3 separate regions of the Mus musculus genome follow, and all the other regions are linked to region 1. The links are chromatin loops, found by intact Hi-C in ENCODE. Cell type or tissue: heart. All regions are shown on one strand. Each heading gives the region's core, and the rest is flanking DNA. Links, peaks and the distances in the headings are about the cores only. Region 1 holds the start of Zbtb7b (zinc finger and BTB domain containing 7B). Region 2 overlaps Pbxip1 (pre B cell leukemia transcription factor interacting protein 1). Region 3 holds the start of Pmvk (phosphomevalonate kinase).

Region 1 (10,505 bases), core at 1,373-9,372:
TGGGGTAGCAAAACGCAACCGAATAATCCTCCAGGCCTTAGCGCCCCCCCCCTCACCAAAACACACACTGCCTCGAGGGAACAGAGAGTTCCTATCTTGGTTTATTTAACTCCTCACTTCCCAATCTGACTCCCCCCAACCCTTGATAAACGGTCCCCTCCTCTGGGAATAAGTTGGGGGAAGGAGAAATAGCTGCGCTGACTCATTCCCGTTCTCAGCTGCAGCTAGGGGTCTCTAAGGCATTCGGGAGGGGGTCAATTCAAGAACGCCCTCCACCTGGCCCGGAAGCCAGGACAGCTTGCCGGTCTCCCCTTCTCCCCAGCACCCACTTCCGGTGTCCCAAACTAGGTCAGCAGTGCTCGTTTCCTGTGGGTCAGCTAGCACCGGCGCCTCTGCCCCTCCCCTGCTCCGGACCCAGGCTCCCCGCCTTACCCCCCGCCCCCCCAGGGCGCCCCGAGGTCTCACCACGTCTCAGCCGCCCTTTGATACATGGGGGTTGTGCGGGGCGGGGGGCAGGGGACCCGCCCTCTCTCCAAACACTAGCAGGGCCGGGGCGCCTGGGCAGGCACGTGTCCGGGCACAACCCGCTGCCCACGCTGCCCCCCCACTCCCGCCCCCCCCGCTCTGGCCAGGACACGTCGCTCTCTTACTTGGGTGGGGTGGGAGGAGGGGAGAGAAAGCTGGAAATGGAAAGCAGCGCCCCCCACCCCTCTGAATGGCCAACCTCGGCCAGCGGTGCGCACTAGGTTTCTACCACACAGCGACCCCCACTCTGCTCAGGGCAGGTGCGCCGGCGCCGGCGGCAAGACCGCTGGTAGGTCGAGTTCTTATCACCCACCCTCGCACTGGAGTTGTGAGAGCAAAAGCTGACTTTGAAAAGGTGGCGGTGGGCCTGAGGCTTGAGAGACCGGAATGTGATTGCGGAGCGGGAGGGGCAGAGGGGTCGTCCTGCTGAGCCGCACTACCGCTGGAGAGACGACGCGGCTCTGGAAGCGCAAGAAACCGAATAGTCCAGCCGGTAACTTTCCCCCAAGCCGCGGTTCCTCCCGCTGCCCCCCACCCCCCGTGCCACTGGCCTGGGTCCAGCCCACCGTGCCAGGGGGGCGCGGAGCTGGGTGGGTGGGTGGGGACACGCGTTGTCCTAGTTATAGTCCGTCAGGGTTTCCATTCCCTCCATTCGGTCGGGTCTGGGGTCTCCCCCTAAAGTCACAAAAGCGACTGGGGGTAGGGGTAAGTTCAGTGCAGCTCACCCCCTCTCCATCCCGTAGCTCACAGTCTGTATGATATTAGAAGTGCAAAGAAAGTTTCTGGAGACCCTCCGCTCAGAGTTGGGGGGAGGCCAATAGTCCATAGTTCTCTACCTTTCCTCCAAGTTAAAACCAATTCCAAAGACCCAGGAAAGCTACAGGGAATGCGACTGGTTGAAATCTGGTGTGTGTGTGTGTACGTGTGTGTACAGGGGTCTCACAGGACGCACGAAGGACACTGCAGTAGGCTCGAGTTTAGTGTATCCCGAGCCAAGGGACAAAAAGTGGGGTTCACTTACCTTTCAGCCGTTGGGTCCGTTCGCTGGAGCTGCAGAGGCACAGGGTGTAGGAAGAAGCGCGTCCCCCGCCAGGCTGGGGGGCTTGGGGCTCTGCTCCGGTCCTGGTCAGAAGGCCGCGGTCAGTGGCTCGCTGCTCGTTGCTGGGGGGCTCCTCCTCCGCCACCCTTTGCCTCCTCCTGTTGCCCGCCCCCCCCTTGGCCGCGGAGAGCCGTACATTCACCTGGCTTCCACTCGCCCCCCCCCCCAAGGCCCGCCTCACCTGTCCTGCTGTCTCACCTGTCCTCTCTCTTGCTTTCCCCCCATCCCTCCCCTCCCTCCCCCCGCCCCTGCCACCCCCAAACTCCCCCCCCACCCTTAGCAACACCCTCTGTCACTTCCTGGTTTTTCATCCGCCCCCCCCAGGCACCCCCTCCCTCCGCCCAATAAGGACATAAACTTCCACCTCTTCCAACAGCTAGTTCCAGCAGGGAGCATATGGGTCCCTCCCTCCTTTTCGTCCCTTTTCTCCGAGATTTTGCTTCGCTCCCTGAGCCTTTCCCACCCTTTTCCTTTCCCTTCTTTCCTTCAAACTCCCTTCACCTGCCGCGATCCCTCTCCCTCTCTGCTTTCTACCACTATCTCCTCCGGTCCACCTTAACTGGAGCTCCGCCTCCGACCCCCGTCCAGCCCTCTGCTGCTGCCCAGCTCCACCCCTTGCACGCCACCGCCCTGCCCATCCATTGGCCTGAACACCCGCCTATCCCATGTGGGACGCGCCTAGGGTTCATCCAGGGAGGGGGTGGAGCCTGGGCTGGCCAGAAACCAGAAGGGGAGGGAGGCCGAAGACAGTGTCCGCAGTGGCCAGGGAATGGAGCAGCCCCCTCAGGGACTTCCTCTCTTTCAAGAGGGGCTTCTGTAGGGTCACCACCTGGGGAGGGAATGGTATGAGAGGTTACGGATACGCTGCTGGGGATGAAGACCTAAAATTTAGAAAGAGTGGGGTCCTGCCGAGGGGCTTTAACCAGGTCAGAGCCCCAGGAAGAGAGAGAACCTCTAGACATTGAGCTTCAGCCTCTTGGCCCATCCCCCTCCGAGGGAGCGGGGGAGTCGAGTCTGTGGGCACTCTGTGTCCCTCCCCACGCGTGACGGCGCCCCGCGGGGAGGGAACAGTGCCCGGGGCAAGGAGCCTTTGCGCTCTAGCCAGTGCCCGTTGCTGCCTTGGCATTTTCAAAGGGGAGGGACTGAGTCTGGGAAGGGGAAGGGGGAGGTGCGCTCCCTCTGGGGCCCCGACGCTTTGCCTTCAACCAGCCGGTACTTTTAGTGGAGAAACTGAGACCCTACAGTGGAGGGATCTTGGCGCAGATTCACTCAGACCCCGAGGTGACGATAGAGACCTGGGTGGTTTAGGATGTTTGCTTAAGTGGGTTTGGGAAAAACCGGTATTCGTATTTAAGTGCCCGACCCAAAGAATGGTAGTCTCTGAGGGACGCTTACAACTGGGCTGGCGATGCTATAGACCCCAAAAGGGCCCCTCCTACTCGTTTCAAACGGAGTCAAATCCCGCTCTCTAGGACCAGGTTCGGCTTCGCAGCAGCAGGCCAGGCGGAACCGGGTCGGACTTGTTCTCTTTCCCAGCTCCCTCCGCAGGGGGCCTCCTTCCCTTTCCAGCAGGTGGCTCCGCAGGACACCAGCTCAACCTGTTGGACCACAATGGGCGGTGCCAGGGGGGCCCTGGCCCTCACCCGGGCTGACCCGGGATCCCCAAGCAGGGGGAGGGGTGGAGTCGGCCCTTCCCTCCCTCTTTCTCCCCCCCCCCCCCCCCCCATGACTCAGCCTCGAGGCCGCTGCTCTGCCCCTCAGCCAGGGGCGGAAAGTGTGAGGCGCCCCGGAGGGCTCAAGCCAAACTAAACAGCCCCTCACCCCAGACATTATCTCACTGGAGAATTAGGGGGGCAATAGGGACCAGTGGCTAGCATGAGGAACTCTGGCTCAAGCAATCCGTTCCGGGTTTTCCTATCTGTTTCTGTCCCGCTTTCCCCCGCCCCCAACACCAGCACGCCCTAGGTCAAGTCTGATCTTTGCTCCAGGTTTTCCTAGCGGCCCCGCAGGACTGTCGGAAGGATTCCGAGCAAGATGTGTCTGGACTAGGGTTTTTCCCTTCCTTCTACTGTCAGGGTCCTGCTGACCAGGGAGTAAGCCGTGCTAGGCAACAGTACTAGACACCTAAGTAAAGTGGAGGGAAAACTGCTTTCACGAGAAGGGTACAAGATCTAGGAAAAAGATTTGGGAGAGGGTAGGAAAGTGGCCCAGGGCTCCAGAAGAGTGAGGGTCTTGTCACTAGCTCTAAGGGACTTAGACGCGAACCGCTTTGTTGTTCCACCCCTGCCTCTGGAATTGCTTCTGGCTAGACACAACCCGGGTCTTTCTGCGGCTGGATTATCATTCTTTAGCAGTTCTGGAAATCTACTGTTAGTTCCTTAGTGGCTCTTTTCCATTTCATGTTTCCATGTTTGCTTTTCCTTGTGGTACAAATAGTTATTAGTTCCCTTTCATGTTGGGGGAACACGGACTTGAAATTTCTGTCTAAATCCCCTCCCCCGCTTTGGGTCGTAACTGCCAAACCAGAGACCGAGGCCAAGAAGCGCTGGTGGAACCCCGCCCCCTTATTGGGAATCTGGCGTCTCCCCTGACCCCCATATCAATCCCATATACACCTGAGCTGCTATAGAACTGGAAGGCAAGTGTGGGGTGTGCAGGGGCTTCCTGGTGAGCGTCCCCCATCCTCACATTCAGACTTACATCTTCAGGCAACTTTCTAGATTCTAGACTTTAATGCACGAGAGAAGTAGGTGAGTAAATACCCCGAGAATGAGATGTTTGCCCTGAGAAGGATAAAAGCCGCAGCAAGAAGGACTTTATAACTAAGGCTGGGAATAGTGACTCTGGGTGGCGGCCTGGTTTCGAGACTGGCTGGTCCAAGTACACAGAAGAGTTGAGCAGCTACAAGTTTGCAGAGTCCCGGAGGAAGTGTGCGGCTGGAGGCGAGGCTTTCCATGTCAGGGTCCTAAAGTGAGTCTGGGGGCTTGTTTCTGGTGGGGGCACTGAGCTGAAAGCAGCTCCTCGGTCTGCTCCAGGCGCCCACCTAATCGCTGCTCCCCCGCCCCTTTCCCGCGGCTGCCTCCGCTTCCCTCGAAAAACCCGCCGCCCAGGAAACCGCTGGGGGCGCTCAGACCGCAGCCCCCTCCCTCCCGCCGCCCCCCAGAACCCCTACCGCGACCGCCCAACCCACCTGAAGAGGCGGTGGCTGCCAAGGGTACCCCCTCCCGCCGACTACCCCCCACACCTGCGGGTAGCACTATTTATAACTGCGCGCCTATTCTGGGCCTCTCGGCTGGAGCCCGCTGCAGCGCAGTGCTAATCGCCGCTGGGATCTCTGCGCCCCCCAGGGCTGGGGGAGGTAAATTTAGCTTCAGGAAGCTCCGGGGAACATTTTCCAAAACTCCACGTCCCAGACAGGCAAAACAGAACCCCTCTGCGCGCAGCCTGCTTCCTACCTGCCACTAGGTGGCGAAAGGCTCCTAAACCCCTTCCAGTTATGGGTTAGGGTAGCGGTTCTTCAGACCAGGCCAGATAAGTAAGGAGCTGTGCGTAGCTAACTGATTGGAATGGATACTTTTTAGGAGGCTGGGGAAAGACGCTTAAGTCTGAGAAGCCAGAGGCTTCTTCGTAGGGATGGGGAAATAACTCCTATGTAAACGAAATGCAAATGAGAGCTTTGTTCCTTGTGCCTAGAGGTGTCTGTGCCCAGATGTGTGATTGCCAGCTTCTCCTCTCTGTCTGCTGTGAAAATGTGGGGCTGTCCCTCTTGGCCCTCAGATTCATCTTACTGTGATTTCTTTCTTACCTCTTTGTGCTCCACCCCCAACTCTGTCTCTCACATTGCACCCTTGGTTCTACCTGGAATGTAACCTACAGACATTTTGGATAGAAGGCTTTTCTCTTGCTGTGATACCTGAAGGTCACTTCTAGCTTGTTGGTCTAGTCTGCTCCTTTCAACCCCAAAGAGACCCCTATCTATTGTGCCTGCTAGAGGGCCTCAAGGAGCCCAGGGCAGGCAGTAACTCCCCTCTCTGTCTTGGTATCTTGCTTCTCTACCCACCCTGTCCTAGGCTCCTGAAGCCTAGAGTGTTCAAGGCCTGAGTAGCTCTTTTGGGGTGAGAGCATTGGGAAAAGTTGCCACATGTCTTTTTCTCTTCTAGGAAAATGGGAGGGCTGGTGAGATGGCTCAGTGGGTAAGAGCACCCGACTGCTCTTCCGAAGGTCCAGAGTTCAAATCCCAGCAACCACATGGTGGCTCACAAACCATCCGTAGCGAGATCTGACTCCCTCTTCTGGAGTGTCTGAAGACAGCTACAATGTACTTCCATATAATAAATAAATAAATCTTTAAAAAAAAAAAAAAGAAAAATGGGAAAGTTCTTGTTAAGGAAACCATTGTAGTCAAAAGGTATTTAGATGGGACCTTAAGTTGGTCCGAGGAGTAAAGGACACAGTGATCTTGGAGCTTTGATGGGAATCAGCTTCTGCTTAGGAGGGATGCCTCTGCCTCCTGGGCCACTAAACTCTCTCTCTCTCCCTTCCCTCCTTTCTTCCTTCCTTTCTTTCTTTCTTTCTTTCTTTCTTTCTTTCTTTCTTTCTTTCTTTCTTTCTTTCTTTCTTTCTTTCTTTTTCTGTTTGTCAAGACAGGGTTTCCCTGTGTAACCCTAGTTGTCCTGGAACTCACTTTGTAGAGTAGGTTTGTAGATCAGCCAGCCTCTCTGCCTCCTGAGTGCTGAGTGCCACTACTGCCTGGCTCAATTAAACCAATCAGATGAGGAAGGAAGGTTAACGAGGAATCCTGATTTTGATTCTCTCTCTCTCTCTTTTTTTCTTCTTTTCTGGATAGGAGTCTTACTATATCGCTCCTGCTGTTCTCCACCTCCGGGGATCAAACTGCCCACGTCAGCTTCCGGAATCGAAGGGAAGATAGATGTGTGTGTGCTACCCACCTGGCAAGCCCTAAAGTTGAGATGTGGAAACGTGGGTGCACTGAATGTCTGTTCTACTAAAGAGTGTTGTTCTTCTGACCTTGGGATGAATCGCTTCCCTTCTTGGGCCTGTTTATTCAAGTTAATGTGAAATAATCCCCTTTAACATTAGTTATCTTTCCTACTTTTGTTGTAGGGTTGTTTGTTGCTTGGTTCTGAGATAGGTTTCACCACCACACTCCAGCCTGCCTACTTTTGAAGTTTACTTTTCCTCCTGAGCACACAGACACTCACTCAGGTGTGGAGGTCAGAGGACAGCTTGCACGAGTTGGTTCTCTCTTCCCATCATGTGTGTCCTGTCCTGGGGATTGGAATGAGGAGGCTTGACAGCAAGTGCCTTCATCTACTGAGCCATCTTGCCAACCCTAAAGTATACTTTAAAAAATATACTCAGGAGGCAGAGACAGGCAACTCTTTGAGTTTGAGGCCAGCCTCATTTACACAGTGAGTGGGACAGAGCTACAGCTTGAGACTTTTATTTATTTATTTATTTAAAATGATTTTCGGGCTGGAGAGATGGCTTACCAGTTAAGAGCACTGGCTGCTCTTCCAGAGGTCCTGAGTTCAAATCCCAGCAATCACATGATGGCTCACAACCATCTGTAATGGGGTCTGATGCCTTCCTCTGCTGTGTCTGAAGAAAGCATACTCGCATACATAAATAAAATTATGTATATATATATATATATATATTTTTTTTTTTTTTTTTTTTTGGATATATGTTTGGTTTTTCGAGACAGGGTTTCCCTGTATAGCCCTGGCTGTCCTGGAACTCACTTTGTTTACCAGGCTGGCCTCAAACTCAGAAATCCGCCTGCCTCCGCCTTCCTAGTGCTGGGATTAAAGGCGTGCACCATCTCGCCCTGCTAAAATAAATATTTTGCTCTTTTGAAACTGGGCCACTCTTTAGCCCAGGCTGGTTTTGAACTTACTGTGCAGCCCTGGCTAGCCCCAAACTGGAAGTAATCCCCTTGCTGGATGACTGGATTATAAATGTGAGCAGCACACCCTGCTTGAAGTAGCCGGCTGTGAGAAGAGTCAAAGCATCATCCAGTCTAGAAAGTGGGAAAGCTTTCTCCAGCTGTGGCTTGCTTTGAGTCTCCATGAGTCTTCCTCTTTCTTTCCTCCCACCAGCCCCCCACTACCTGTCCCCACAGCATACAGCTCTGGACTCTGCTGCCTCCATCCGCCAGTTCCCTTTGCCAGACATCCTCTCCTCTAGCAAAAGCCTTTGTGCTCAGACCTCAGACTCTGGGACCCACTTCTACTGGCCAGCGTAGACTCTAAGGAAAAGAAGGCAGCAGCAAGCCTGGGCTCAATTAGGGAACAGTCAGAGCTGGCCAGGCAGAGGGCAGGCTCTAGAGAAAGGAAAGCCCCAGGTTCAATGGGAAGGTAGGATCTCTGCCTGCACACCAGCTCTCCCTGCCTGGGCCAGACCTTTCTCAGTCCGGCAGTGTTCTGGGGCAGGAGACTCAGAAGAAACCAGGCAGTATTTCTGAGCTGCGTGTTGCAGGTGTTGAGAGGAGAACTGAGTAGATATGGTGGCTCACCCTTATAGTCCCAGGCCTGGGGAAGCTGAGGCAAGAGGACTGCCACAAATTCAAGGGCAGCTAGGATTCCTGATTCAGAAATCAAACCAATGAGCTGGGCATGGTGGCACACCTGTTTAATCCCAGCACTCAGGAGGTAGAGGCAGGTAGATCTCTGTGAGTTCTAGGACAGCCAGGGCTATACAGAGATACAGTATATGAAAACAACAAAACAAGCCGGGCGTGGTGGCACACGCCTTTAATCCCAGCACTTGGGAGGCAGAGACAGGCAGATTTCTGAGTTTGAGGCCAGCCTGGTCTACATGTATATGTTAAGTATACATGTCTGTATACGTAACTCTACAGTGTGACGGTGTTTCTTACCGACTGGAACGCAAGCTTCACAAGGACAGGACTCTGGCTCCTGCTTATCCAAAGCACCCAGACTGGTAGACAGTAGACATCTCTATTTGTTAGCAGTGAATATGCTGTCTTTGTGTACATCATCTCTTGGTTACCTCCAGGGACCAGAATTTTATTGTTGTTTTCTGTTTGTTTGTTGAGTCAGGGTTTCATTCTGGCCCAGGCTGACTAGAACTTGAGGCAATCTTCTTGTCATGGCCTTCCAAATGCTTGGGTCTTAGGCATGAGCCACTACCCTGAATTTTTAGAATTCTTTAGGTGTACATTGCCATGTGATCCTCCCAGTCACACACACACACACACACTCACTCACTCACTCACTTTCATTCACACAAACACACACAAACACATACACTCTCATTCACACACACACAACTCACACACATAAACACACACACACACACACACACACACACACACACACACACACCTACCTTGCTGGGGATCTCAGGGCCCTGCACAGCATCCCACTGCTGAACTATATCCCGACATTTTTGTTTTCTTTATTTATTTTGAGACAGATTTCTTATGTACCCAGAGATAGCTTGGAAGTACAGCCCCAGGCTGGTGTCGCACTGGAGACACTCCTGTTTCTGCTTCCTGACTGCCCAGGCATATAGTATTTCTTTAGAAAGTATTTGTTCATTTCTTTTTAGGTAGGGTCTCATTGTGTAGCCCTGGCTCCAATAAGGGGCTAGCCAGGGCTGCACAGTAAGTTCAAAACCAGCCTGGGCTAAAGAGTGGCCCAGTTTCAAAAAAGCAAAATATTTATTTTAGCTGGGCATGGTGGCACACGACTTTAACCCAGCACTCGGGAGGCAGAGGCGGGCGGATTTCTGAGTTTGAGGCCAGCCTGGTCTACAGAGTGAGTTCCAGGACAGCCAGGGCTATACAGAGAAACCCTGTCTTGAAAAAACAAACAAAACAAAAAATCTTTTTTTTTTTTTTTTTGCTTCTTTCACTAATTTTAACATTTGATTATCCAATTCATATTCACTTATTCACTGAAGAATGTGCTGTATAGATCAGGATGGTCTCAAAATCTTCCAGCCTCCGCCTCCCAAGTGCTGGAATTAAAGGTGTGGGTTACCACAACTAGTACATATAGTATCTGTATGACAACAAAAATCAGGCTGTGGTATAGGGAGAGGAGTAGGTACAAAGTCCTGGGTTCAGTCCCCAACACGGAAACTCAACCAACCAACCAACCAACCAGATAACCAACAATAAAAACAGGCCCAGAGAAAAAGGAGCTAACTAAGCAAAAGGCCAAAAAAGAGCTGGCTCCAGGAGATGGGGCAGAGAGCTATATACTACCTACGGGTCAGTGCTGCAGGTAAGAGGTGGGCAATGGCTAGGCCAAAGAGTGCTACTAAGGGTAAGGGTGGGGATGGGGGTGGGGTGGGGATGGCGCATGAACAAGTTGATGTATACGCATGTGCACAGGCTGCTAACAGTTCAAAGAAAGCAAGTGCTGGTGGCTGCCAACGGCAAGTCAGGAGGCCATTCACTCACGCAGATTATGTGCTGTCACACGTGTGCTGTGACAGGCTTGAAGGGGTGGTATGACCTCATGGGTGCTTTCTCTTAGGGTGTCTTAGTGTATCTGAACTGGGACTAGCTGAGTACACTTCCCGTGTTCCTTAGGACAGGGAGCTGCCTAGGTCACATCTTCTGGGAAAAGGCTGAGTCTTTGGGTCCTCATCCTAGCATCCCAGGCCTCATAGAATAGGGCTTGCTCCATTCTGTCCTCTCTGCACAAAAGTTGGGAGGAACATGGCTTTTCTGTTTTGCTCTTCCCTCCTGGCAACAGAGATTCAGCAAAGCTGGTTCTTGGTCTCACTACTCCCGAGATCTGTCCTTCTTCCTGCTCTCTGGCTCTAAGCCCTTTCCAAGCACACATGCCCTCATTCCCCTTTGAATGTTCAGAATTTTTGGCCT
Region 2 (10,505 bases), core at 2,505-10,504, 53 kb after region 1:
AGAATCTGAGGGAGCCTCCCAGGCCCTTCGGGACTCCTCCAAGGCAGATGGCAAAGAATTAGCTGGGACCTTGGATGGAGAAGGTAATGGGGGTTCATGGAGGGTTGGGTGTAACCTGTCCTCTTATCGTTTTAATTGGGGGAAGGGTGATCACCTACGTTATTTGCTTGCTAGTCTGGCCTTATGAGCTGCCACTCTCTGAAGTGGCTGTGGCCCGTGGGTGCTAAAGGGCTGCACTGTTCAGTTCAGGGCTGTGAGTTTTTCTGGGCTTCATCTTCCATCACAGAGAAGCTTTTCCAGACGGAAAGTTCCCAGAGAGAAACTGCTGTTCTGACAGAGTCTGCGGCCAAGGTGAGGTGCTTCCCTGGGGCAGGTGGGGGCGGGGGGGGGGGAGTGGAGAGAGCACGCCTCACAGCCTCATCCACATCAGGGCACTCTGGGAGCCGATGGTCATGGGACGGAGGCCCCTGGAGACACAGTGGTCCAGGAAGATTCGCAGGAGACTCCTGTGGCGACGAGCCTCGGACCAGACACACAGGACCTGGAGAGTGAGATCCATCCACAGAACTTACCCTCCAGTCCCAGAGCAGGTCAGGGGCTATCTTGCCTTCCGTTGCCCACCTTTTAGAAAGCATGGAGGGGTAGAGGGATGGCTCCGCCGTCAAGAGCACTAGCTGCCCTTCAGAGGGTCTGAGTTCAATCCCAGCACCCACATGCCAGCTCACACCTGTCTGGAACTCCAGACAAGAGAAGTTAGGGAGCTTGAAGGAGGGCCCATGGCTGGCTGATTCTTTCTGCCGGGTGTCCTCTTTTCTTGTTTCTAGAGCAGTGGTTTTCAACCTTCCTAATGCTATGACCAATTTTTTTGTTTGTTTGGTTGGTTGGTTTTGGTTTTTCAAGACAGGGTTTCTCAGTGTAGCTCTGGCTGTCCTGGAACTCACTCTGTAGACCAGGCTGGCCTCGAACTCGGAAATCCGCCTGCCTCTGCCTCCTGAGTGCTGGGATTAAAGGCGTGTGCATGTGTCACCACTGCCCGGTTTATGTTGTGACCTTTAATACGGTTCCTCATGCTGTGGTGACCTCCAACCGTAAAATTACTTTCATTACTACTTCATATGTGTAATTGAATCATAATGTAAATATCTGTGTTTTCCAATGGTCTTAGGTAACCCCTGTGTAAGGGTCATTTGACTCCTAAAGGGTCTCGACCTACAGGTCATGAACCTGTTCTCGAACAAACCCTTTATTTCCAGAGTCCTTTCCTTGTGCTGGCTCTGGATCCATGGTGAGGGAAGGTGGGAGGCTCAGGAGGGACTGTGTAAGAAGCTGACTGGCCTAAGCCACAGAGCTACTCAGACTATGAGGGATGCAGAAAGGACATGCGATTCAGCAACAGTTCCTGAAGGAGTGGGCGGGAGACAGCTCCGTCAGGTGGTGGCTAAGAAGGAGGGAGAGACAGGGACAAGGGGAGGTGACATTTGAGAAGCGTATTGAGCATAGAGTAGGTCAGGAGAAAACACTCCACAACATGGCACCAACAAAAGACTGGGGCTAGTCCCCAGTCTGTCCAAGGCAGTGGCAGAGGTGATAGGAGACACACCTCCCCACACCCTCCATCTCTGTCGAATAGCCAGGGGAGGCTGAGGTGGGACCTAAGGCAGGGACTGTGAGGCCTGCAGAGAGAGTCTACTGACTATGAAGTCCATCAAGTGGAGAACTGTCCGACTATCTGACATGGGCTAGAGAGGGAAGATTGAGGTTAACCAGAAAGGCATTGGTGTGCCTCTCCCTGAACCCAAGGTACGGGGACACACTAGGAAAGATGGAGTCGGAGGGTAGTGTGTTGAATGTCCCCCTGAAGGGGAGACCCTGAAAAATGTGACTAGAGGACACAAAAGTCAGAGAGGCAAGCCTGGGACGCTGGGAAGACCATGGAGGGGAGGAGAGTGGGGTGGGTGAGAGGTTATGAGGGAAAAGGACTGAGAAAAGCCAAAAGAGCACAGTGGCCAAGGAGTTTAGCGGGGGGCCCAGGACGGTGGGATCCTGCATAGAAACTTGATGTGAGGCCTACTGGAAGAAGAAGGATTTTATAGAAATGGCTCCTGTGTTTGTAGATGTTTGTCAGTGACTGGACAGGGCCGGTCCGTTAGTACGCAGCTTGAGTGGGCAGTCTTCCTGTGCCTTCTCTGTGGCCAGGGCTGGGCCTCCTGGTGCCTTCCTCCTCTTCCCTGTGTCCCTGTGTCACCTCTGCCTGTCTCACTGCCCTGTCCTCTTCCCTTCCTCCAGTTTGGAAAGAGCATCGCTGCTCCAGCAGTGACGACGACACTGATGTAGATGTGGAGGGTCTGCGGAGACGGAGGGGCCGGGAGCCCAGCTCATCCCAGCCCGTGGTACCCGTAGATGTGGAGGACCAGGCCAAGGGCGAGGGTATAGGTGGAGAGCTGGGCATCTCCCTCAACATGTGTTTCCTGGGGGCCCTGGTTCTTCTGGGCCTGGGGATCCTCCTGTTCTCTGGTGAGTACCACTGGCTGGGCCTCCAGTCTGACTTTGGCCCTGCCTTACTGCCCTGTCCACACCTAACTCTGTCTGCTTCCCTGAGGCCTCACCAGACTGTCTTCATTTTCAGGTACACTGCTGGAGCCCGAGACTGGTGAGCAGGAGAGGCCCTGGCTTTCTGTCTGTGTTGGGTGGTAATGTGTGTTGTATGGGGAGAGGCTCTCAGGTAAGGTGTTTAGAGGTGTATGTTATTTCTTCAGCTGTTGAACTTATCAGCTGTTCAGGGTGCCATTTATCCCTTTAACTCAGCAGGACGACAGGCCATGGGGTGTGTGACAGGTCATGGAGTGTGCTCAGTGAAAGAGGGGTAACTGGGAGAGGGGTGATGGGCTCTGTGGACCAGGGATTCAGGTGCTCACTAACCCACAGGGCCCATGGAGGAAGCCGAGTTGCAGGTCTTTCCAGAAACCGGGCCGGAGACTGAACTGGTAGAGACTCTGGGGAACAGGCAGGTGCGTATGGGTTTTCCACAGGTGTGTGTGTGGGGAGCACTGGTGGGGAGGAGCTGGGTTGCCCTGCCTGGGAGGAAGCATGAAGTAGCTGCTCTTCTATCATCAGGATGAGATAGAGCACCTGCAGGCTTCAAGTGTCCCACCAGACAGTGTCCCCAGCCTGCAGAGCATGGGGTTTCTGCTGGACAAGCTGGCCAAGGAGAACCAGGATATCCGGCTGCTGCAGGCTCAGCTACAGGTGGGCCCTAGCAAGGGGGGGGGTCTTCATTTGGCCTCCTTTACCTAGTATGTCCTAGTGGGCTTCCCCAGAGGGAGTTTTCCCTAGTCACCTGACCCTGGAGCCTCGCCCTTTGCCACTGTAGTGAGGGCATCTTCTTAGTCTTGCTTGCCTCCCTCATGCTAAGGACTGTGTTAGGGCCGGTGTGCCTGGTTTACATGCTAGATCACCTCTGAGTGATGAGTAGGGTCTTCCCATTTGAAGAACACGCCAAGGCTCATACTAAGTGCTAGGATCAATGCACAGCGTCCGCTCTGGGTAGAGGGGGTGGAAGAGGGACGAGGAGGGCTAGCTAGCTAGTGGCTATGCCGGGTCTAAAGAGTATATGTTTGTTGTGTAAGGACATAGATGCTGGGTAGAATTCGACCATCTCAGGAACTGACCCAGACAAGGGGTGAAGAAGAGGAGGAACCCTTCTGGCTCTCCAGGCAGCACTGGGGCTCACACCCAGGGCCTTACACGCACTACACAGGCTCATTGCCAACAGAACTGCATCTCTAGCCCTTGCCCACTCTAATAGAATCGGGGTAGAAGGCATTGTGCCCACCCTGACAAGGACGACTTCTGTTTTCTTCTGTTTCTAACTACATTCTAGGCTCAGAAAGAAGAACTTCAGAGCCTGTTGCACCAGCCCAAAGGGCTGGAGGAGGAGAATGCCCGGCTCCGGGAAGCCCTGCAGCAGGGCAAGACCTCCCACCAGGCCCTAGAATCAGAACTGCAGCAGCTAAGGGCCCGACTCCAAGGGCTAGAGGCTAACTGTGTCCGGGGTGTAGATGGGGTGTGTCTCAACTGGGGTGGAGATCCACAGGATGGCAAGGCCACTAAAGAACAAGGCCACAAGGGGCAGGAGCCAGACCCCAGCTTATTGGAGCAGCATAAGCAGCTTGAGGCGGAGGCCAAGGCCCTAAGGCAGGAGCTGCAGAGACAGTGGCAGCTGCTGGGGTCTGTGCACTGGGACCTGCAGAGGGGCTTGCGGGATGCTGGCCGGGGAGCCCCAGCTCACCCTGGCCTGGCTGAACTCGGTCACATGTTGGCCCAGACACTGCAGGACCTCGAGAATCAGGGTATCAACACTGGCAGGTCCCCCAATGACTCGGAGGCCTGGCACCAGAAGAAGCCTCACACCCAGAGTCCCAGGGAGTGGGGTGGGAAGGAGAAGTGGCGCGGTGGGCAGAGGGATCAGAAGGCTGAGCACTGGAAGCCGAGGAAGGAGGAGTCTGGCCAGGAGAGGCAAAGGAGCTGGAGGGATGAGGGCCGGGAGCACACTGGGCGCTGGAGGGAGGACAGACTGCGGGCGGACGAATCTGGGAGCAGAAAGGACAGCAAGCGACAGGACCCCAAGGTACACCCTAGGAAAGATGGGAACTCCCATTCTGTAGAAAGGCAGAAGCATTCTTGGGGGAAAGACAACAGCCCTGACGCCCTGTCCTCCTGGGAGGAGCTGCTGAGGCGCAAGTACCGACCCCCTCAGGGCTGTTCAGGTGTGGCCGACTGTGCCCGGCAGGAGGGCCTGGCCCTCTTTGGTGTGGAGCTGGCCCCTGTGCGGCAGCAGGAGCTGGCCTCTGTGCTGAGAGAATACTTGTCTCGGCTGCCCTGGGCCGGGCAGCTGACCAAACAGCTGCCCCTCTCACCTGCTTACTTTGGAGAAGATGGCATCTTCAGGCATGACCGGCTTCGCTTCAGAGATTTTGTGGATGCCTTGGAGGACAGCCTGGAGGAGGTGGCACTGAAACAGACAGGCGACGATGATGAAGTGGATGACTTTGAGGACTTTGTCTTCGGCCACTTCTTTGGGGACAAGGCCCTGAAGAAGAGGTGGGAATTGGGGATGGGCGTGGGAGAGAGTAGCCGAGGGATTTGAAGGCGTTGGGCCCTGAATGAAGAGGTCTGTAGCTTGAGTCTCTCTCTTCATTTCTGATCCCCTGGCCTTACAAAAAGAAGGCTTCTGGGTACACATCCTATCTTCCCATGAGGGGCTGCAGTGGTCCTGAGGGGTCCCCCTTTGAGCCAGGACCCCCTCCCCACCTTGCCTGTACATAGAGGGCCCCTTGTCTCCCCCAATGGATTCATCCTGGAGCCCAGGTTCCTCCCTTGCTTGGTGGCAGTCACCTGAGCTGGCCTCCACCAGAAGAACAGGGCTCCTTCTCCTTAGGGTCTTATCTCAGTATGTGGCATTGTTTCCTAAAGGCCATTTCCTGCTTCCTTCCCTGTCTCCCCCATAGGTCACGAAAGAAGGAGAAGCACTCCTGGAACCCCAGAGTTGTGGGGCCCAGGGAAGAGCACAGCCGCCATCCGCACCACTACCACCAAGGCTGAGCCCTGTCCTGCTGCAACAGCCGGCCTTGGCATGCACCCAGCTCAAGATGCCTGGAGTTATGTGACCCTAGCAGCTATGCTCCCACTGTCCAGCGGGCCCCTCCTGGCTCGTTGGTGCCCTTGAATGACCTTCACAGAAGAGAGCAACGCACTTGGCCCTGCACTGGTACCACTTTTGCTAAAAAAAAAAAAAAAAAAGAAGAAGAAGAAAAAAAAAAAGGCCATAGTTGGCGCTGCTGAACTGTCTAAGCAGACATATGCAAAGATAAAGGCCCTGGGTACTAAGTGACATGTAGGGGCCTGCTGGGAGCCTGCTGGGGAGGACTCTTATTCTGAAGTCAGAGAGCTGTCATTTTTTTGTGGCTATCCTGGGTCCACAGCAGAGCCTATCACCCTGTGCTAGAGCTGCTGGTTAGAGACTTAGCTCCAGACTTGCCTTGGGGTTTAGCTAGCTGTGGAGACAGCTATCCCTAAGCCTGAGGAGTCCTCACCATGCCTCTTGCGGCTTTCACCTCCCCACCTGAGCTGTCCCACCATGGCGGGGCTCTGTCACTTGAGGTGGTCCCTAAATGCAAGGAACACCTTGCAGTCACCACGCTGGTGTTTAGGCACAATCTAGGCACTGCACTCGGCCTTCCCATCCATTCCCCATGTGCGCCCACCTTCCCCAAGGAGCCTAGCCTTGAGTCCAGCCACCAATTGTCTCACAGTCCAGGTGGGGTGGCCTCAAGCCAGGTCATTCTCCGCAGTGTGGTGTGGTGTTCTTATCCTCAGAAAGAGAGCTGAAGGGAATGGAGTCAGTGAAGCAAGGAAGCAGACATTCTGTTTCTGCCACACAAGAATCGATCCCTTTTTTGGAGCGTGCTGTGGAGGACAGGGAACACGCTAACCTGGGTCTGCAGAGGTGAGGGAGCCACTAGGTGGCGCTCTGGCTTCACATTTCTCTAGACTTCTCCCTCCTGCCCCTGGTCACCACCCCACACCCCAGACACCCTACCCATTGACTAGCTCTCAAGAATTCCCAGAATCCCCCTGGTTATTCTTCAGGAACGCCCCGCCCCCTCAGTTCAAACCTCTACGCCATTGGTAGCACACTGGGCTTCTAGCTCTGGAACTCTCCCAGGGACTCTAGGGGGCAGTGACCACACAGGTCAGGTCAATTAAGGAGGGGATTAAGGACTGTAAGCTTACTGGGCAATGGTGATGCACGCCTTTAATCCCAGCCCTTGGGAGGCAGAGGCAGGCTGATTTCTGAGTTTGAGGCCAGCCTGATCTACAAAGTGAGTTCCAGGATAGCCAGGGAAACAAAACAGGACTGTAGGCTCTAGAAAGTGCTGGAATCGATTTTGAATTATTTAGCAATGCTTTTATGTCACTGTTAAAAGGCTTTTAAGTGCAGTGGCTTGTTTAATTTCCGTGCTAGACAAGACAGGTAGAAAGGGTGGCTCATTCCACAAATGTTTAAACAGTCTGCTGTGTGGTGCTGGAGGGATGGCTCAGCCGCTGAGGGCACAGGCTGCTCTTCCAGAAGCCCCAGGTTTGATTCCCAGCACCCACATGGTAGCTCACAAATGTCTGCAACTTCAGTCTCCAGGGATCTGATGTTCTCTTCTGGCCCTGTAGGCACCAGGCACACACACACACGGTACACAAACATACACGCAAAAACAAAAAAAGATCACCCATCACCACATTTCTTGAAAATAAAAGTCTATTGTGTATGAGAACCAGGTAGTGAGGCCCTAGGCCTGTAGACCCTTTAATATGCATGGAATCTGCAGCAGCAGGAGCTCTGGTTAGACTTAAGGCACATTACCTTACACAGGTCAGTGTTGTAGGCTGGGGGCTCCAGGAAGGAGCCGTCTGGTTTAGAAAGACAATTATATTCCCTGTCTCTCTGGACCAGTGTCCCTCAGAAGGAAGGCAGGTTTAACCCTGCTTTTGCTGCTCACTCAAGGGTCCTCAGAGATCGATCTGTTTATACAGATGTGGTGACCTTGGTGGCTGGGTGAAAGCTCAAGGCCGGAGGCAGGTAGGCTGGCATGTTGGGGTGCTGGGTCTGGAGATGGGGATTCACAGGCCTGCCTTGGTTTCCTAGATGGTGTTGGTACAGGGCTCTCTGGCCTCTGGTTTCCATGTCAAGAGCTCATGTTGGATAATAAATTTTGGAGTCTCAGAGTTCCTCTAGCCTGGTTCTTCTCTTCTCACACCCTCAGGGCTTTATCAGTGGAACTGCATCTGCAACTACCAAGCTAGGAAGGACAGGAGAGCCATTAACCCAAGGGGCATGCTGGGGAGGGCCAGGGAACCAGGTACATTGGGGCCCCATGGGGGAAGGGCCTCATACCCACCATGGCCTTGAGGTCCCTCTCTCTCTCACTCGCACAACCTATAGTGACACTGAAGAGTGACCACAGGCGCTCCTCTGACGGTGGGGCCAGTGCGTGGGATGGAGTGTGAGAAGGGCTGGAGGCAGTGCCCTGTGGTTGCTTGAGGGCTGGAGGACAGCACCGCAGGGCAAAGTGATTCTAGGAGCAGAGATGCTTGTTGCTGCGCTGGGCCCTGCTGGCTCTTTAGGGTCTGTGCTGGGACTCGTCTAGTTGAAGCTCGTGGTGTTTGCGGTGACTTTCCATCCTTTCTCTGGGGGCTGCTGCCCTCAGAGTGTCCCTGGGAGCTTTGTGAGGGTGTCGCTGGAGTGGAGGGTAGTCAGGCCTTACCTCTCTTCCTCTCAGATATCGATATCTCCTCCTCCTCCTCCACCCCTTCTCTTATTCTCCTGCCTCCCTTCTCTCACCCATACCTCTCTCCTGTCCTGTTTCTTTTTCCCTCCCCTTCTCTTTAGCGTCAGACCCAGGACGCCCTGTGTGGCAGGCAAAGGTTTTACTGCCAGCGGCACCTCTTACCATTTTTGTTTGGAGACAGGATATTACTGTATATCCCTGCCTGACCTCAGACTTTCAATCCTCCTGCCTCTGGGGCCCGAGAGGCTGGGACTACAGTCCTGTACCGCCACACCCTTTGCAGGGCCTTCTACGTTTAAGTGGAAAACATCATTCTGTTAGCCAGTCCCCAAAACTGCTTTCCCGGGGGCCATAGCCTGTTACTTCTCCCTTCAGATTCTGCTTCTCATCTGTTCTCACTGCCTTTCCAGGCTCCCCACATGCCCGCAACCCAGCCTTTCACCACCCATGTCTCTCTCTCTCTCTCTGCTTCTTGCAACCTCCTGACCATACTCCCTCTCACCCTCCACCTGTGACAGAATGACAAGTGGAGTGGAGTGAGTCACCTCTGGTCCTGTCTGTCCCTATTAGTTCCTGAGAGTTAGGGTAAATACTACCCTTGAGAGCTGTTCCCAGTCTCCTTTGCTGGGCCCAAGGACAGACCTCAGGACTAGCTAGCTGTTGCCATGGTAACCTCTCAAAGGCACCCAGGTGCAGGAGCTCTTTATATTCATCCTGGTTCTAGGTCACAGATGTGTCTGGTCCCTTCATGTGCTTACAACAGGGGCTTAGGTGCTTCTCCATTGCACTGCAGCAATGTCCTGAACCCAGACACATCAGGTTTCTCCCAGCCTTGCTGCTTTTATCTCTGATTTGCCCTAGCTGCAGAATCCCACTTAGAATTCTGAGTCTGTTGGCCCCACCCTCTGGGATGGCTTCCTTTTCTGTCACTGTGGGACCCAGGAGACCTAACTAGAAATTTGGCCTGAGAAAGTTTGGGGTCGGAAACTCTAGTGTGTCAGGTTTCTAACTTAATCACCCACAGGTCCTGGGTGAGATGTCTGTACTCCCTTAGAGTTCAGCTAGACTCTCATGAAAGTTAGGAGTGGCAGTCCCCCTCTTTAGTGAGTCGCAGTGAGATCTATGCATGACAGGGCTCTTCAAGCTGTGGAGTACAGTCATTCGTGGATGTTTACCCATGGTTGATGCTCTAGTTCCCTATATAAAAGGTCATGGTGCTGGCATATTCCCTAGACAGAGCCTCCTGTGCAGCAAAGACATCTCTCTCGATTACTGACGTTGCTGCCCAGGGTAATGTAAATGCTAAGTGTTTGTTTCACTGCATGGTTTGGGGAATAACAAGGAAAAACCCACAGATACTCAGAACATTTCCTTTAGTATCAGTTCTTTCCTTTCCTTTTTGTGGGGGGAGAGGGTTGGTGGGGGAAGGGTGAGACTGTGTAGGTCTCACTATGTAGTCTTTGCTGGCCTTGAACTCACAGAGACCTGTTTGCCTCTGCTTGCCTCTGCCTCAAATGAGTGCTGGGATTAAAGGGATGTACCACCATGCCCTGATGTTTTTGAGTCAGGGTCTTATAGAATCAGCCTAGCTTTGAACTCACTGTATAGCTAAAGCTGGCCTGCTCCCACTGCCTCAGCCCAGCCTCAGCCTCCCAAAGCCAGGATTCCAAGCTCGTGAGGCACGCTAGGCTCCTCTCTTCCTCTCTCCCTCTCGTAGTCCTCCCCTCTTTCCTTCTTTTTTTATTTTTTTCCTTTGAATTTTTTTTTATGTGCATTGGTTTTCCCTGCATGGATATCTGAGTGAGCGTGTTAGATGCTGGAGTTACATATACTCATGTGGTTGCTGGGAATTGAACCTGGGTCCTCTGGAAGAGCAGTTGGTGTTCTTAACCGTGGAGCCATCTCTCCAGCCACCTTCTTTTTTTAATTTCTTCCTTACCCTGTTCCGTCTCAGCTTTCTTTCATTTCCTTTTGGTTATTCTATGACAACTCAGGTTGGCCTCCATCAGTAGCTCTTCTGCCTTGGCCCTAGCTTCGGGGTTTACAGGCGTGAACCACAGGGAGGGCCACTGCTTCTTTTACTATTTTGTGGGAGGGGGTGTTGGTTTTTTTGTTTTCTTTTGTTTCTTGTTTTTGTTTGTTTGTTGATTGGTTTTTCTAGAC
Region 3 (10,505 bases), core at 389-8,388, 62 kb after region 1:
TGGTGCCTCACAATCACCTGTAACTTCAAAGTAAAAAACCAGAAGCCTGCAGTGGTTTTAATTCTAACCTCTAGGGGAAACCAGGAGAGCCCATGAGCTTCCGACGGGGAGGAGAGGGCACCGGTCTCAAGCCTGGCTGCAGCCCTGCTTCCTGACCCTCATACTAACTGGATTAGCTTAACACAAGCAAAATGCTAGCAGTATTTGCTTAATGCTGCCAGGAAGCCTCTGCTGACGCACGGAGAGGACCTGGAGAGTGGCCTCGGAGGCAGTTGGTGAGAGACAGCAGGGACTTGGTGATGTGGGAGGGGCAAAGGTGAGCTTGGGTGTGTGTGTGGGGGGTGTGTGTGGGGGAACAACCTGTGGGTCCTAGGGGACTCTTTTGTATAGGAAGGGCGAGGGTATCCCAAAGGCACCGGAGGGCAAGGGAAGCATCCAGAGAGCACAGAAGTGGAAGCGGAAGCCTAAAGAATGGGTGGAGGATGGGAAATGGGAACTGGACTGTGCTTGTTTGAGGAGGTGCTTTTAGTGTGGGCCAGGCTGGATGGGATGTGGACAAGGAGGAATCAAGGACACTTGGCCTCCTAGCCTGGGGACAAATGGATGACAGTGCCTTCAAGAAGTGTCAGGAAAGGGGGAGGGAAAACAAAAGCTGGTTTGCTGGGGTGGGGTGGGGTGGGGCGGGATGGATGGGGAAAGTTCTGGGTTTACAATAAGGCTGGTCAACCTCCACCTTTCTCCAAGCTCTGTAGCCCTTTACATTATCTGACCCTCTTCCTTCCTCTGGGACGGGGTGGGGTGGGGTGGGGTGGGGGGGTGGTAGTAGAAGTTGTTACTAACCTAAGATACTAACCTTCACTGATCGTGGAGATGCCCAGCTGATTGGGCTGTGTCATTCCCTGAGGTCATTGCTGAGACCCTATTGTGACTCAGGAGTACAGGCAGAAACCTGAAGCTTCCAGGCTAAGGGTGGAGAGGAAAGTGTTGGAGAGCCAGGTCCCACAGGGCGGCCTGCTTGGGACTGTGGCTGCGGGCCTTCACCCAGGCATTGTGCTAGGAGGGGCCAGCGGAGCCATTAGCTTTTCAAATGTTTTTCTGTCATTTTATTTTATTTTATTTTATTTTATTTTATTTTTTGAGACAGGGTTTCTCTGTGTAGCCCTGGCTGTCTTGGAACTCACTCTGTAGACCAGGCTGACCTGAAACTCAGAGATCTTTGTCTGCCTCTTCTGGGATTAAGGACATGTGCCACCACTGCTCAGCCTCTTTTCTGTCCTTTTAGCTCACTGAGAAATAGATTTTGAAGGGAGTGAGACTCTTTTTTTTTTTTTTTTTTTTTTTTTTTAGATTTATTTATTATATATAAGTACACTGTAGCTGTCTGACACTCCAGAAGAGGGAGTCAGATCTCATTACAGATGGTTGTGAGCCACCATGTGGTTGCTGGGGTTTGAACTCATGACCTCTGGAAGAGCAGTCAGTGCTCTTAAGAAACACACCACACACACACACACACTGGGGGGTGGGGAGAGAGAGAGAGAGAGAGAGAGAGAGAGAGAGAGAGAGAGAGAACGAGAACACAATGGCCCAGGCAGCAGTGTTTGGACCACAGGAGACTGTGGCTTCCTCATCTCACACAGTCAAGCAAGCAGTCAGATCTGAACTAACTATGTGCAGATAATGTTATTTTGCAAGGGCCTGGGAAAGAACCCAGGGCCTGGCCTATAGGGCCAGCACTTCCCCTGAGCTTCATTCAGCCCTTCTGTGCTCTCTCTGGCTCCTCTCCCTGGATCTGTGTGTCACTTGCCACTTGGAGAAGAAACAAAAGAAGCTTCAACCCCTGCTCCTTGGGCTCCTGGTCCGGGAAGCATTTCCCCTGTCTACCAGCTTCTGTCTCAGTGGCTCTGACTTGTGGGTAGACGGTCAGCTCTGGAAGAGTCTTTACTGAGTATCATTTTCAGAGGTGGAGAAAGCCCAGAGAATAGCAACTTGTGCAGGCTCCCAAAGTTTGCTAGGACAGAGTCAAGCCAGGAGGAGCCCAGGGCAGTTGAGCTCAGGCTAAAAGTCCGAGTGTGCTCTTTCTTTTTTTTTTTTTTTTTTTTGGTTTTTTGAGACAGGGTTTCTCTGTGTAGCCCTGGCTATCCTGGAACTCACTCTGTAGACCAGGCTGGCCTCAAACTCAGAAATCCACCTGCCTCTTGCTGGGATTAAAGGCATGTGCCACCATGCCCAGCCAGAGTGTTGGAGTGTGCTCTTCTTTTCTCCTCTCCAGTCCCCCACCTCCAACACACACACACACACACACACACACACACACACACACACACACACACACACACACACACACACGTCTTTAAGTCTAGACTCTGAATTGAGTCTGGAGGAGCTATGCACTACAGGTCAGGCTCCTCCTGGTTCTTGTTTCTTGCAGATAGCTCTTTTCAGAGAAGTATGGTTGTGACCACACGGTGGCAGCAGCGGGTCGGACTGCAGGTGGGAGGGTCTGGGAGGGAGGCAGGGGGAAGAAGGGGCCTCTAGGAGCTGCCCCAGGACCTTGAGCAATTGGGTATGTGGTTGTGCAGTCCTAGTCTTGGGTATATGCATCCATAGAGGTCCCCTCTAACTTAGGGGGAAGTCCTGGCCTCCTGGTCTCCCCCATGGAGCACCCATTCTTTCCTTCACTTCTTGATCAGTCATTCGAGACACCACCCGACTCCACCCACATTGTTCCTGGCCCTGCCTTTGATAGCACTTGGTATGCTTTTGAGCATCTGAGGAAAGCATGGAATGCAGTTTGGGGTAAGAAGCAGAGGGAAGGGGCTGGGCAGGTATATCCAGGATGGGAAATGTTCATACTCTGGACTGGAAAACATCTGGTTTTGGAACCAGATGGAGCTAATTTCATCATTTAGAGGTCTAGACCTTGATACAAGTCTCTCAGCCCCTTACTTAATTTTATGTATGTGAGTGTTTTGCCTGCACGTATATTAGTGCACCATATACACGCAGTGCCTATGGAGGCCAGAAGAGGCTGTCAAGATTCCCTGGAACTGGAGTTACAGATGGCTATGAATCACCCTGTGGCTTCGAACTCAGAGATCTTCCTGCCTCTGACTCCTGAGTGCTGAGATCAAGAATGTGTGCCACCATTGCCTGGCTTAGGCAAATACATTCGGAAGTTTTGTGATTGGGACTAGAATTCCAGGGAAATTTGATTCCAGGGTGGGGCTGAAGGAAGGGGTGAGTTATGTCAGGCAGGTTCAGAATTCTGGGTGGAAGTTCTGATTTCTTTTGAGTGAGGGCTTAGTGAGCAGGAGGCCACAAGTGACTTCACCCTATATAGGCTTCGTTGGCCTGGTGAGAGCCAGCTTTCGGTGGGACCCAGAGAAATATTTATTGCACAGAGGTGGGACAATGTGCTGACTTACAAACTGTGAAATCACAGTGCTTAAAACAAACAGTCTGCTGTGAGTGGATACTTTAAAGTTTACAAAGTATTTTGTTGTACAGTTCTGCTTTCCTCTGTTTACCAAGCCTCTCACTTCCTTCTCTTTATTTTATTTTATTTTATTTTATTTTATTTTATGGCCCAGGCTGGCCTGGAATTTGTCTGCTTCCATTTCCAGTGCTGGCTGGCACTTGCCACTAAACCTAGTTTATTCAGTGCTGGCCCTCAAACCTAGGCTTAGGCAGAGGCTCTATCAACAGACAGACATCCTCAGTTCTGGCGATCCTCCCCGGTCCACTCTTTCTGTACCTGACCACTCCTGTTCTTTATTTTAAAATGATTTATGTGTTTTGCCCGTATGTCTGTGTACCTCGTGCATGCAGTTCCCACAGAGGCTAAGGGAGGGCTTTAGGTCCTCTGGAACTGCAGTTCCAGCTGGTTATGAGCGGCTAGGTGGGTGTTCAGCAAGGGCAGCCAGTGCTCTTAGCTGCGGAGTCATCTCTTCGCCGAAGCCTCTTTCGAATACGCAAAGAAATGATTTTCCTAAGAGTTTCTTTACGTTTCACTTTGGTTTTCACAAGACTTTGCAGTCTTATACACTGGAGGCAGTCATAGGCTGCAGGCTTTATTTTGATAAGCTTAGAAAAATGTAGGACAGCAATTTATATCTACAGATAACAGTAAGTAGGTGTCAGAACACTCTTAGTTTTGCCTCTCAACTTCTGGCTGGATGTTGGTCTCCGGAGGAAATTGGGTAATCTTGTTCAGAGTGGCGTCAAAACTCCTTAACCTAAGTTACTAATGTCACCAATGTTCTTTTTCGAGATTCTGAAAAGCTTTGGAGAGGAGTATGCGGCTAAAGAAAAGATCACTTAGTTCCAGCTGGAGGCTTCAGCAGTTACAAAACCTTTTCAACAGTGAAATAGCATACTGTTCATTAAACCCCTCCCTCGCTATGACGTCAAGAAACACACCCTATCATGTCATTGTCTGGTTACTTCTTTGGAAAGAGCTATTTTTAGTGCGGGGCAAACACATATTTGCTTTAGAGCATGAGTTATAACGTACAAATTAAAAGGCAGATTTGAAAATGCCTTCAACATTACTATTTTTCTTTATCTTTATGTTTGGCCGGTTGTGTAGAAGGGAACTTGAGGCTAGTCTTTCCAGCGTCACTCTCGGCTCACCTTGTCAGCCGAGAAGGCGGGGCCATGACGTCACATCTGGGCGGGCGTGGACTGTTCTAAGTGCGTGCTGCGCAGGGGGGGGAGGGCGGGGGGGGGCGGGAAAGGTACTTAGATACTAGGCTGCAAGGCTCTTTCCCTTCCAGTTTCTACGCCCATTCTCTGCGCGCTGGTTTCGATGTGGGCTGTGTAGTGTGGAGAAGGAGTGGGATCCCTCCTCCTTTTTGCTTCTACTGAGCGGGTCCACTTCGTGCTTGGCTGCATTTCAGGGGTCCGAAGTGTCAGCTTTAGGCCTGGTGAAGCTTGGTGGCACCATGGCCCCGCTCGGAGCCTCCCCGCGTCTGGTGCTGCTGTTTAGCGGGAAGAGAAAATCCGGGAAGGACTTCGTGACCGAGAGGCTGAAGAGCAGGTGTCCGCGGGTGCAGGGAAACCGAGGAAGGGCGCTACCGCAAGTGATGGAGGGCTTTATGGAGGGAGCTCGTGGAGGGCAAGGAGGGACAGGATGACAGGGCAGGGGAAGGCAGACCCTCACGGTCAGTAAAACAGCAGCCTGCACAAATCTCCCTCAAAGAACTAGGGGACTGCCACTGCAGATCTATGAAGATGTAGCTCTGCCTTCAAGAAACATGAATTACTACTATTACTATGCTGGCACCTTCAACGTGCCATTCCTGTTTGATGATTGTGGTCTGAGGTAACTGGCCTAGATAAGGAGACTAACAAGACTGTAAAGGTTTTTTTTCAAGACCACGTCCTGAGTGTGTCTGCTGCAAAGAGAATCTGCCCAGAACACCCTGCAATGGCAGGAATTTATGGAATATTCTATGCCAGGTGTTGTGCGTCTATATCATCTCATTTAACCTATTTAGCTTCTTTACCAAATAGTGGTATTAGCAATCCCATGTCACAGATGCAGAAGCAGGGGCCCTTAGGAGCTAAAACCTGGTGTGTGTGTGTGTGTCTCTGTGTGTGTGTGTCTGTGTGTGTGTGTGTCTGTGTGTGTGTCTCTGTGTGTGTGTGTCTCTGTGTGTGTGTGTGTGTGTGTGTGTGGTCCAGCAGCAGGGAGAGCTCATACATGTAGGAGTTCAAGGCCAGAGTGGACAACATGGTGAATTTTTAGTATTAAAATTTTTAAATTTGCTAGGGTTATAAAGTAGCAAACTCAGGATTTAAATTCAGCTTGGCCTGCCTGGAGACACCGTTCACTCACTCTGCCCTGCCTGGAAACACCATTCACTCATTCTGTCCTTCCTTTCTAGATATTTATTTTCAAAGATGTGTTTATGTGATGGGTGTGGGTTTGTGCCTTGGTGTGTGCGAGTGTTCTTGGAAGCCAGAAGAGGGCAGGTGATCCCCAGAACTGGAGTTACAGATGGTTGTGAGCCTTCATGTGGGTGCTGGGAATAGAGCCTTGGTCTGTAAGAAGAGCAGCACTGGGATTAAAGGCATGTGCCACCACACTTGGCCCATCTTCAGCTTTTAAGAAAGCATGGTTCTCGGGGTTGAGCTAAGACTGTCAGGCTTCTGAGGCTCGCCTTTCCCCCAGCCTTTTATTTTTCTTAAGTGATAAGAAAATATTCTAGGAAACACTGTTTTTTGTTTTCTTCTGGAAACTTGGGCTGGGAAAGCAGAGAAGGGGGAGAGAGAATGCTGGGGCTCCTCTCCAAGGGCAAGGTGGTCAGGACACCACGTGTGAGGTACCACAGCCATTCCAAGAGGTTCAGGGGAGCCCTGGGCTGAGGTTCTTACCCCAAACCTTTACCACTAAATAATCACCATCGGTGTCTAAACTTTACTTGTTCTTAGCTCCACACATAGGCAGAAGAACAGCCGGAAGCCTAGACGATGGATGGGGTTCGGCTGCTGGGAGTTCACGGCCTGGCTCAGTGCTTAGTGGATGGTGTACTGCAGATGTCTTATCTGTTCTAGTCAAGTTCTGCTATTGTTAAATGGGCATTACATGGGATGGCTAAAAGAATCAAAGGAGCCAGCCTGTCCCGGAATACAGTGTTGGCTATTTTAATTTACTGTTTCATTACCCACAATGTTACTTTTCTTTTCTTTTTTTTTTTTTTTTTTTTTTTGATTTTTCGAGACAGGGTTTCTCTGTGTAGCCCTGGCTGTCCTGGAACTCACTTTGTAGACCAGGCTGGCCTCGAACTCAGAAATCCGCCTGTTTCTGCCTCCCAAGTGCTGGGATTAAAGGTGTGCGCCACCACCACCTGGCACAATGTTACTTTTAGTTAACTTTCTTCACTCATCCTCATTTTCTTCATCTGGAACAAGAACCAGGCTAGTGAGGTGGTTCAGCAGACAAAGGCACTTGCTGTCAAACCAGTTGTCCTCTGACCCCCCCCACCCAGAAATGATTTTTTAAAGCGGGGAGCACCTATTTCATAGCACACAGGAAACAATTGTAAGTACACTGAGTATCTCAAAAGGGCAAATTATTAATGTTGCGGTAACCAGGTCAACGTTTACTAAGGTCTCTGTGGCTCTGAGAGGTTTATGCTGCCTTTGGAGTCCCAGCATAAACCTGATCCAACCAGAACATCAGCAGGTCTAGAGTTTCCTATGGCAATTATTTAATGCCTTCTGCCTGTTCAGGGCTCTTTTATATGCCTTTGACTTTTGTAATAGTCCTGTGTGACGGTAGGGCAGATGATGCTATTATTTTATCAGTGAGCAAAGAGGATCAGAGAAGGGGAGGCCAAGAGTAGAAATTCCTACGGTAGAAATGAGCAACAGAGGCACTACGCTCCTCTTTTGGATACTGGAGACTGCTGGCAGCGCAGGGTTAACTGGGTCTGATTCCTTGTCCCATAGACTTGGAGGTAACATCTGTGCTCTCCTGCGGCTCTCTGGTCCACTCAAGGAGGAGTATGCTCGGGTAGGTGGTGGCTTGTGGCTTCTGGGGGCGCTGGGATGAGCCTGCTCTTGGAGAAATGGCTACTGCTTGAGTCACTGGCTCAAGAGAGTCTAGATCTGATGTCCTATCTTAAGGACAGACAAACAAGAAAAGGAAGGGGTCCAGGAAGGGCTGTAGGCGCTTGAGTTGGCAGCTCTGATGCCTCGTAACTTACAGGATCTGTACTATAATCCCCTTTCTTCAACTATGTCACACTGGCATACTCTGCTACCCACCTGGCCTGATGCAACCCTGGGATTCTCGGGGCTTGGGAAGAGGGTGCCGTTGATAAAATGCTTGCTGTGACCTGATTTCTATCCTGAGTACCTACAGAAAAAGCCAGGCAATTGTGCTGTAATCCCAGCGCTAGGGAGGCAGAGACAGGCAGATCTCTGTAGCTTGCTTGCCGGCCAACTTGGTTTAATTGGTGAGGTCTAGGTCCCAGTGGGAGACCTTTTCTCAAAAACAAAATAAAAACCTCAAGGTGGATGGAGCAATATCTGAGATTGCCGACCTGTAATCGCGTGTAGACGCACAGGTACACACCTTTCCCCCAAAGAAGTTTAGGCACATGAACTGTTAGGACACATGGTTAGGTGGGCAGAAAGCGAGACGTAGAGCAGTGTGCAGATGGGCCTAGTCAGTGTGGCTTTGGTATAACACAGCAGCTGAGACTGGGTACTTTGTACAGAAAAGAGATATATAACACACAGTTGTGAAGGTCCAAGAACATGGTGTTAGCATTCTCTTAGCTTCTGGTGAGGGCCTTATGGTGGGAGGACAGTGGACAAAAGGAAGATCACGTGGTAGGAGGACTGAGGAGAGAGGCCTGGAGCCGTATATATTAACCTGCTTTCAGGGTGACCAATCCAGTCCCACAGAAGTGGAAACTCATTAGTCCTCTCTAAGAGCCACAATCCCTCAGAGGCACCATGTCCCAATACCACCACATTGGGGACAAGGCTAAACAGGAGATTTGGTGGGGACAAACCATACTAATGACTGAGAATTAGAATTATACCTGGTGGTGAATGCATTTCATCTCAGTTCTTGGAAGGCAGAGGCAGGTAGATCTCAGTGAATTTGAGGCCTGCCTGGTCTACAAAGAGAGTCCAGGCCAGCCAGGTTATGGTGTGAGACCCTGTCTAAAAAAAAAAAAAAAAGTATATCTTCTTTAGGTACATATATGAAGTGCTTCTTGCCCCTTTAAACATTGTTCCAGCTGTGAGGGATGTTCCAGATGTGAGTTTCTGTACTGCTGGAAAAGATGCCACTGGATCCGCAGTGCTGGCTGGCACAGGGAGAAGAAGAGGGGAGGAGAAGAGATTTTTGTTGTTGTTGTTGTTGGTTTTTTTTTTTTTTTTTTTTTTTTTTTTTTTTCCGAGACAGGGTTTCTCTTTATAGCCCTGGCTATCCTGGAACTCACTTTGTAGACAAGGCTGGCCTGGAACTCAGAAATCCAGAGAAGAGATTTTTATTGCAAACAAATGCATCTCTTTTGAATTTTGGTTGTTGTTATTTTACTACTACTACTACTACTACTACTACTACTACTAATATTATTATTATTATTTTGAAACAGGGTTTCCCTATATATCTCTGGCTGGCCTGGAACTCTCTTTGTAGACCAGGCTAGCCTCAAACTCATAGGGATACACCCACTTCTGCCTCCGGAGTGTTGGGATTAAAGGTGTGAGCCACCACCTCCTGGCTATGGGTTATATTTTGGATACTACCTTTCTATTCTGGCACCTTCTAGGTAGAGCCTTTGCTTGTCATTGTCTCTGGAGAAGAGGAGGGAAGGCTTAGAAGCAGCTCCCTGGGGGTCAGGGTAGCCCCTCCTGTCTGAGGGTTCCTCTGGGTGTACAAGGTCCTAGGAATGCCCAGAACCAAATGAAGCAATGCTATTTCAGCCAAGTGCCAGGACGTTGGGTATGGGAAAGGAGAAGGGAGACATATCTCTCTGGGGTTTTTCATGGAGGCAAAAGATGCCAGAAGGACACAAGATTTCTGACTGGAACACTATAGGCTAAGTTTGTGCCCAGGGCTTGCAAACTAACTTCAAGATTAGTTTAAGCCAGAAGTAATTGGGAGGAGGAAACCCTCAGAAGAGAAAATGACACCATACATGTCAAACAGTTTTGGAATTATCTAAGACCTCCCAGTTTTGGGTATCTTGGGGGGGGGGGTCTCCCTTTGTGAGGCTCGCCTCCTGACTGCCTTTGTCACTGTCCAAGCTGGCTAGTGACTGCAGGGAGGTGCCAGGTAGGACTGATCCTTCCTGCTTCAGGAAGGATGGTGGGACTGTGTCATAGATGGACTTGCATTGCAGGAGCATGGCTTGGACTTCCAGAGACTTCTGGATGCGAGCACCTACAAGGAGACCTATCGGAGGGACATGATCTGTTGGGGGGAGCAGAAGCGCCAGGCAGACCCAGGCTTCTTCTGCCGGAAGATTGTGGAAGGCGTGTCCCAGCCTATCTGGGTAAGGGGGCTCGGCCTTGGCGTACAAAACAGGTCTTCCCAACCCTCTCCTGGGGCCATCTCTCATCTTCACTGCTACCTTCTGTCCATGTCCTTCCGCCCACCTCTCTAGCATCTCAGAAGTCCTCCTGCCTCTGTAGGCCATCTCTGGACAGGAGCCAGGGTGACTTAAAAAGTAAGCCAGGGTGACTTAAAAAGTAAAAAGTGTATCAGTGGAATGTGGAGAATGTGCTCGTAACCGCCCCCCCCCCCAACACAAGTAAAGTCCGAGTTTTGATGTGAATGTTGGCGCTCCCGAGTTCCTCTCCATCCTAACAGAGCTGTAGCCGCCAGCGTCTCTTACATCAGTTATGTACTTGTGACTTTGCTTTTTTTCCTTCTTGCCTTCCCTTCTGTTTTCTTTTCTCTCTGTTTTATTATTTATTTATTTAGACAATGTTTTACTATGTTGTCAGGGCCAGCTACTTTGTAGACTAGGATG

Evidence for each region. Hi-C counts contacts between places; a loop is a spot of excess contacts. Peaks named below come from ENCODE experiments on the same cell type or tissue, not always from the same donor. Only the 100,000 strongest peaks of a DNase experiment are listed, where the experiment ranks them.
Region 2: a loop joins it to region 1, with 2.9 times the contacts of the local background. A loop is called at or near these places in 10 of 42 quality-filtered maps.
Region 3: a loop joins it to region 1, with 4 times the contacts of the local background. A loop is called at or near these places in 6 of 42 quality-filtered maps.

Annotation. Positions count from the first base shown.
Region 1 is chr3:89,391,489-89,401,993 of GRCm38, forward strand. It overlaps Zbtb7b (zinc finger and BTB domain containing 7B), which reads right to left and starts at 1,890. Exons shown (of 3, transcript NM_009565.5): 1 at 1,547-1,890. Gm15417 (predicted gene 15417) reads left to right here and starts at 376. Exons shown (of 2, transcript NR_040403.1): 1 at 376-1,018; 2 at 6,471-7,291. Lenep (lens epithelial protein) reads right to left here. Exons shown (of 2, transcript NM_020517.4): 2 at 10,408-10,505. In heart, for the core only: CTCF peaks have their summits at 3,187 (motif pointing right) and 5,074 (motif pointing right); DNase peaks (open chromatin) are centred at 2,303, 3,153, 3,363, 4,993 and 3 weaker places; H3K4me3 peaks cover 4,392 bases; H3K27ac peaks cover 4,416 bases.
Region 2 is chr3:89,443,166-89,453,670 of GRCm38, forward strand. It overlaps Pbxip1 (pre B cell leukemia transcription factor interacting protein 1), which reads left to right. Exons shown (of 11, transcript NM_146131.2): 3 at 1-83; 4 at 287-351; 5 at 431-590; 6 at 2,287-2,514; 7 at 2,627-2,650; 8 at 2,926-3,008; 9 at 3,115-3,246; 10 at 3,881-5,100; 11 at 5,508-7,787. The coding sequence ends at 5,601. Among named protein-coding and RNA genes, the nearest start is that of Pmvk, 11 kb to the right of the region's middle. In heart, for the core only: a CTCF peak has its summit at 6,508 (motif pointing right); DNase peaks (open chromatin) are centred at 5,626, 5,936, 6,116 and 6,596; H3K4me3 peaks cover 838 bases; H3K27ac peaks cover 4,039 bases.
Region 3 is chr3:89,454,424-89,464,928 of GRCm38, forward strand. Pmvk (phosphomevalonate kinase) reads left to right here and starts at 4,695. Exons shown (of 5, transcript NM_026784.3): 1 at 4,695-5,041; 2 at 7,459-7,522; 3 at 9,873-10,025. The coding sequence starts at 4,947. In heart, for the core only: a CTCF peak has its summit at 2,478 (motif pointing right); DNase peaks (open chromatin) are centred at 2,488 and 4,668; H3K4me3 peaks cover 1,965 bases; H3K27ac peaks cover 2,341 bases.